2 separate regions of the Homo sapiens genome follow, and region 1 is linked to region 2. A link is an interaction called in ENCODE POLR2A ChIA-PET data of the cell type or tissue named here. Cell type or tissue: GM12878. All regions are shown on one strand. Each heading gives the region's core, and the rest is flanking DNA. Links, peaks and the distances in the headings are about the cores only.

Region 1 (2,914 bases), core at 249-2,748, 160 kb after region 2:
CCTTCCTTCCTTCCTTCCTTCCTTCCTTCCTTCCTTCCTTCCTTCTTTTCTTCCTTCCCTCCTTCTCTTTCTTTTTTTTTTGAGACAGGGTATTGCTCTGTCTCTCCCAGGCTAGAGTGCAGTGGCATAACCACAACTCATTGAACTCATTTCAGCCCCCACCTCCTGGGCTCAATCAATCCTCCCACCTCAGCCTCCGAAGTAGCTGGGACTAGGGGCAAAAGCCACCATGTAGGGCTAATTTTTTATAGTTTTTGTAGATACAGGGTCTCTCTATGTTGCCCAGGCTGGTCTCAAACTCCTGACCTCAAGTGATCATCCTGCCTTGGCCTCCCAAAGTGTTGGAATTATAGGCATGAGCCACTGTGCCTGGCAATTATCTCTAATTTGTAAAACCACCTTGCAAGGTAGGTGCCCTTTGTCACCCTCAATTTGCTATGAGGAACTGAAGTCTGAGAAGCTCGGGTTGCTTGCCCTGGTCGCAAGGCTGGTGAGCGGGGAGCTGAGCCTCACGCACAGGCTGCCTCTCCGTGATGGAGGCAGCCATACCCATGGAGGTCACGCCCTGGAACAGAAACCCAGCCTTGCCCAGTCCATGACATTTGTTTTGTGAAAGCAGATGCTGTGGCATTGCCCTGGCATTGCATCCTTTGGGCAAAGTCTCAGTCAAAGGAGAGAACGTTGTAGTAAAGAAAGCAAGACAGAGCTTTCAACTCTCAGGCCTGGAAAAGCCTGCGCCAGGTTCCTCCTGTGCATAGAAACAGGGAGGCAAAGGAATGAGTTGAGTAATAAGCTCAAGGCTTCAGGTATTACAAACAGAAGCAATAAAATTGACGCTTGGCTGAGTTATCAGGAGGCAAAGAGGCAAAAATCCAATTTAAAAGATTATGCCAAATGGAATAAATCCAAAGTAATGGGATTGCTGAGCCTTAGCTGCCATAAAGGGAAACCATAGCATGTCTTGGTTTACAAAAAAAATAATACGGAGGATAAACACAAGCTGATTTAGTGTTTGGACTTAGTGTTTGGGGAAATCGTTACTATTTTTCCAGAGAGGGCTATAGTCAAGGACTGTGCCTGCAGTGCAATGCATTCAATAAATATTTACGGAGAGTCCTCAGGCCTCAAGTGTTCTCGATGCACCCGAGCCAGTGGCGTGCTGTGTGTGCGTCTGGGGGTGCTGTGTGTGCGTCTGGGGGTGCTGTGTGTGTGTGTCTGGGGTGCTGTGTGTGTCTGGGGGTGCTGTGTGTGCGTCTGGGGTGCTGTATGTGTCTGGGGGTGCTGTGTGTGCATCTGGGACCGGGCGCCACTCTTCTTCATATGGTGCTGCCTGAAACCCCACATCAGGTTTGTGGGATTTAGGAGGACTGGGGTGAACGAGATGTCTCTCATGGGAAGATGTGGATTTGGGAGGCACCACCCCAGCAGAGAGGTCTTTCGTGCCCTTAGAGGGGCCTTCAGCTGGAGGGAGGAAAGCTGGAGTCACTGCAAGAGAATCTCAAACACCATGACTCACGTTTGATTATACTAAAAGAGAAACTGCTTTGCAGGTCTGCTTAAAGATCTCATTGTGTTCCGCATAAGCAGTTTCGTTCTGAGGTGACCGAGATTTTGTAAGGCACAGTTCTTTTCAGTCATTAGTCTGCAGCACCCAGGATAGCCTCATCTCAGCTGTGGAACAGAGACCAAATGTTCAGACGCAGGCACCAGAAAGGGTGGTTCAGAAACGAGGTAAGAACAGCTCTGGCTCTGAGCGCTGTGAAGCACTCTGCTAAGCGCTTTATGCACTGTCTTTGTGTAGCTACTAAAAGTACCTCATCTGACAGATTCGAAGGCTGAAGCTCAGACAGATTCAGTAACTTGCCCAAGGCCACACAGCCAATGATTAGCAGAGCAGGGATAGCAGTACTTGACCCCTCTGCTGTCTGGTCTCTCCTAAAGGGGGAGACTTTAAAGCTAGATAATCGGGGGAACAATTCAGCGAAACAAGTAGGGGTTTGTGCTAGTAAAGGCCACATCCAATTCTGGAGTTTTCTTCTCCTTTGTTTTCTGCTTATTCAGAGAAGAAGATAGTACAGACCTGACTGCAATTTCCCCACGCTCAAACAGTGTCTGTTACACACAACAAAAGCCTCAGTCTATGCAGATCAGGATCACTGACAGAGAATGTCCAGATGTGTGACAAGACAGAGACACAACCATAAAAGTGACATAGTGTCTCAGTAATGGTTTATATAAGAAGCACAGAGGATATCATGTACAAAGAGGGATTTCTATTTGTCTCTTAAAACAAAAAAATTAGTAGTCCAGAGGAAGGAGACTCCCATGCCCTGTGACCCTGGTTGATAAAAAGAGCCGGTTGAATCAAGGTGCATGGGCAGATCTTGGTCCTGCTCAGAGCAGCCCTCCAGGCTGCTGCGCCCCACAGCCAGGCAAGCATTCTGCCCACTCACTGCTGCCGTCTCCCCGGCACCAGAAAGAACCAGCACAAAGAACTTTCCAACTTTTTGAGGATGGGCAGATAGGGAAAAGGAGTATCCCTTATGCTCTCCACTCCTTTTCCCTAACATCCTCATATCACTCTCCTCGGAGTTGTCACCATGAAATTCATTCATTCATTCCTTCATGCTTTGATTTGTTCCTTCCTGCATCCAGCCCCTGTCTATTCATGACTCAACATTCATGCAGCATTTAGTCTGTCAGATGCCATGCTCAGCCCTAGAGTTATAAAAATGAATAAAATGCAATGAGAGAGCATCTTACACCAGTCAGAATGGCTATTATTAAAAAGTAAAAAAACAACAGATGTTGGTGAAGATGTGGAGAAAGGGAACCCTGCTGGTGGGAACGTAAATTAGTTCATTCACTGTGGAAAACAGTATGGCAATTGCTCAAAGAACTAAAAATAGAGCTA
Region 2 (2,914 bases), core at 108-2,607:
AGGCAAGGCTGCAGCACGATTCAAGCCCTTCGCCACTTCACCGACGTCACTCTCCCTACACTCAGGACTGGGCAGCCTTTCTAGAATCTGCTTTCTGTACAATGCAGTACCTGCACATAGCAGGGACTCAAGAGAGGTTCTATTATTAACACCTTCTCGGTAGGTTCTTGGGGAATAGAGTCAGTTTTCAAAGAGTTCCACAGTGTGGCACTCAAGACAGGGGGCTCTGGAGCCAGGCCGCCCAGATGCAAATCCTGGGTCTGCTATTTACCATCTCTGTGACCTCGAACATGTTACTTAACCTCTGAGTGTTGGTATACGCTCATTTAAAATGGAAATAATAATAGTTTCATAGGTTTATGTCAAGATTGAATGAGACAAGACATAAAAAGTACCGGGTATAGAATAAGCATCTGGTATACCTGAGCTAGTCACACACAGAGGAAAGTAAATTACCACCAGCTAGACATTTTCAATCTATAATAGCCTGTGCAAGTAAAACAAAGCAAAAAATAGAAACACTCTCTAAGGGCCATTGAATCAGTTAGGATTAGGTTTAGCTACGTGAAATAAACAAATAACCATCCCACCCCATGCCCACACACTCAGACACATACACACAAAAACCCCAGCAGTTTAGAAATACAGAAATTAGTTTCTCTCACACATAAAATAAGCCGGAAAGTAGGCAGCCCAAGATTGCACAATCACCTGGATTCAGGCTCCTTTCTCCCTCCTGCTCTGTCGGCTTCCTGGTCCTGGAAGTCTGCTTGGCTCCTACCATCTCATCTCCTTTTTCCAAGCAGTGAGGAGGAGGAAGGTGCAAAAATGAACCTACACCTTACCATTTAAAAACACTTCACAGACTGGCCTTTGTGGCTCACCCCTATAATTCCAGCACTTTGGGAAGCTGAGGCAGGAGAACTGATTGAGCCCGGGAGTTACTGAGACCAGGATGGGCAATGTAGGGAGACTCTGTGTCTACGAAAATTTTAAAAATTAGTTGGGCATGATGGCTGACAACTGTGGTCCCAGCTACTCAGGAGGCTGAGGCGGGAGGATCACTTGATCCCAGGAGGTTGAGGCTGCAGTGAGCTTTGATGGCACCACTGCACTCCAGCTTGAGCAGTAAAAGCAAGATTCTGTCTCCAAAATAAAGAAATAAATAAAAATATTTATCAGCTATTACATCCAACATTTCCATTAACATCCCATTGGCCAAAATTTGGTCTCATAGTCTTGTCTAGCAATCAGGAGGCTAGGAAATAGTCTTTATTCTGGGTGGGCGTGTGCCTAGCTAATAACTGGGGGTTCTAGCACAAACAAAGGAGAGAATGGATATTAGAGAGGAAAGGAGCATTCCATTCCCCAGCTGGGTGGATAACAAACTGCCTCTGAGCAAGAAACATAATGAAAATATTCAAACACAGGGAAGGCTGCCCCAAGATTGACTTATTTGTTTATTTATTTGTTAGGGTATAATTGTCAATGGTTTACTTATTGTGTCTTATAGAATCATAAGCTAGATTATGTCCTCAGCCCTCCTGGAAATGCTTGGCAGAGTGTGCGTCCCATTCAACCTCCACAGCGTAAAGGAAAGGGAAGGCACTTGGGGAGATTTCAAAGAAAAGCCACCAGGATGACTAATAGCTCAAAACAATAAGACCTAGGACGCACTGTTAAGGAATGAGTCAGCCAGGGAAAGAGATGGCTAGAGGGTGACTAAATAATGATCCCTTGCTATACAAAGGTCTCTGCACAGAGGAGGAGGGAGTAGGAGCAGGAGAAGAAGGAGGAAGATGACCAGGAGTATGGTCATCTCCACTAGGGGTTGAACGGAAGGAAACGGGAGCAGGAGTGACTTAAAGATACCTGAAAGGACAAATGTGCTGAAGGGGATGCTTGTCAAAATACAGGAGATGGTATAAACATATAGCACGTGGGGATTATACATTGGCATCTCTGACCACCGTGGTATTTGAATGTGCTCTTCACTAAAGCAAAGCTTGAGAGTTTGCGGGGAGGGAGGGGCATTCACAGGTGGAGGGAGGGTGAACGACCAGAACTCCTATGATTTCCTTCTCTGTGCCTCAGTTTCCCTCATGGAATAACCATGTGTTGGAGTTCAGAAAAGAGATCCTATATTGATTTGAAAGATACACTCTGGTTTTGCAGATGTACAGAAAATAATAACTAAACAATATCAGTATGTGGCAGAAGAGATCCTACCAGTAGAAAGGAATGCCCTTTCTGCATTTTAAGATCTCATTTTTTAAATTATAAAAGGAATATAATGGCTTTCCAGTCAAGGTGGCCCCATAAGATGCATGCCATCTGCTGCACACATTCAACAATGTCAAACTAATACACAAAGAGAAAACCAAAAAAGATATAGCATGGCTCAGAAACAAGACAATTATTTACATGGACCAGAAACAAGAGAGAGCTGAATGAGGCAGAAACTAGGACCAGGGGCCGTGGGTCTCAAACAGGCAGTGGTAGTTGAGAATCTGGCTTCTCTAGAGACCAAAGCCAGGAGCCTGTAGAAGCCAGGGGCTGCAGTAGAGCTCTCCTTCCTCCTCTCCCCCAGCGCCTGCTCCTCTCCCACTCCCCAGGGGTAACCACTCTCCCTTTTCAGCCCTCCTGAGAGCCACTCTGTAAGATGAGGACATGTGGCATCTACAGGGCTTCCCACCTCGCTTCTCCTTCCCTGATTTCTATTCAATTCTGCCACTGTCCTTACCTCTTCATTCTGTTAACTATGATTCTTTTGTGTTTTGTATATAGGTGCACTGCAGAAACGAGTAATATGACTAAACCCATAGAAAAGGGAACATATTCTATGTTATTAAATCTGCCATGATTTAATGGAATATTTTTCCAAATTCAATACATAGCTCAAAATCATGTCATA

Evidence for each region. Peaks named below come from ENCODE experiments on the same cell type or tissue, not always from the same donor. Only the 100,000 strongest peaks of a DNase experiment are listed, where the experiment ranks them.
Region 1: POLR2A ChIA-PET joins it to region 2 with 5 read pairs; 2 of 35 experiments call an interaction of 5 or more read pairs at or near these places.

Annotation. Positions count from the first base shown.
Region 1 is chr13:27,351,763-27,354,676 of GRCh38, forward strand. No RefSeq gene overlaps it. Among named protein-coding and RNA genes, the nearest start is that of GTF3A, 71 kb to the right of the region's middle. RefSeq lists an enhancer at 1,405-1,474. In GM12878, for the core only: no CTCF peak of the experiment used is centred there; a DNase peak (open chromatin) is centred at 1,619; H3K4me3 peaks cover 866 bases; H3K27ac peaks cover 302 bases.
Region 2 is chr13:27,193,733-27,196,646 of GRCh38, forward strand. No RefSeq gene overlaps it. Among named protein-coding and RNA genes, the nearest start is that of USP12-DT, 23 kb to the left of the region's middle. RefSeq lists an enhancer at 1,081-2,280. In GM12878, for the core only: no CTCF peak of the experiment used is centred there; no DNase peak of the experiment used is centred there.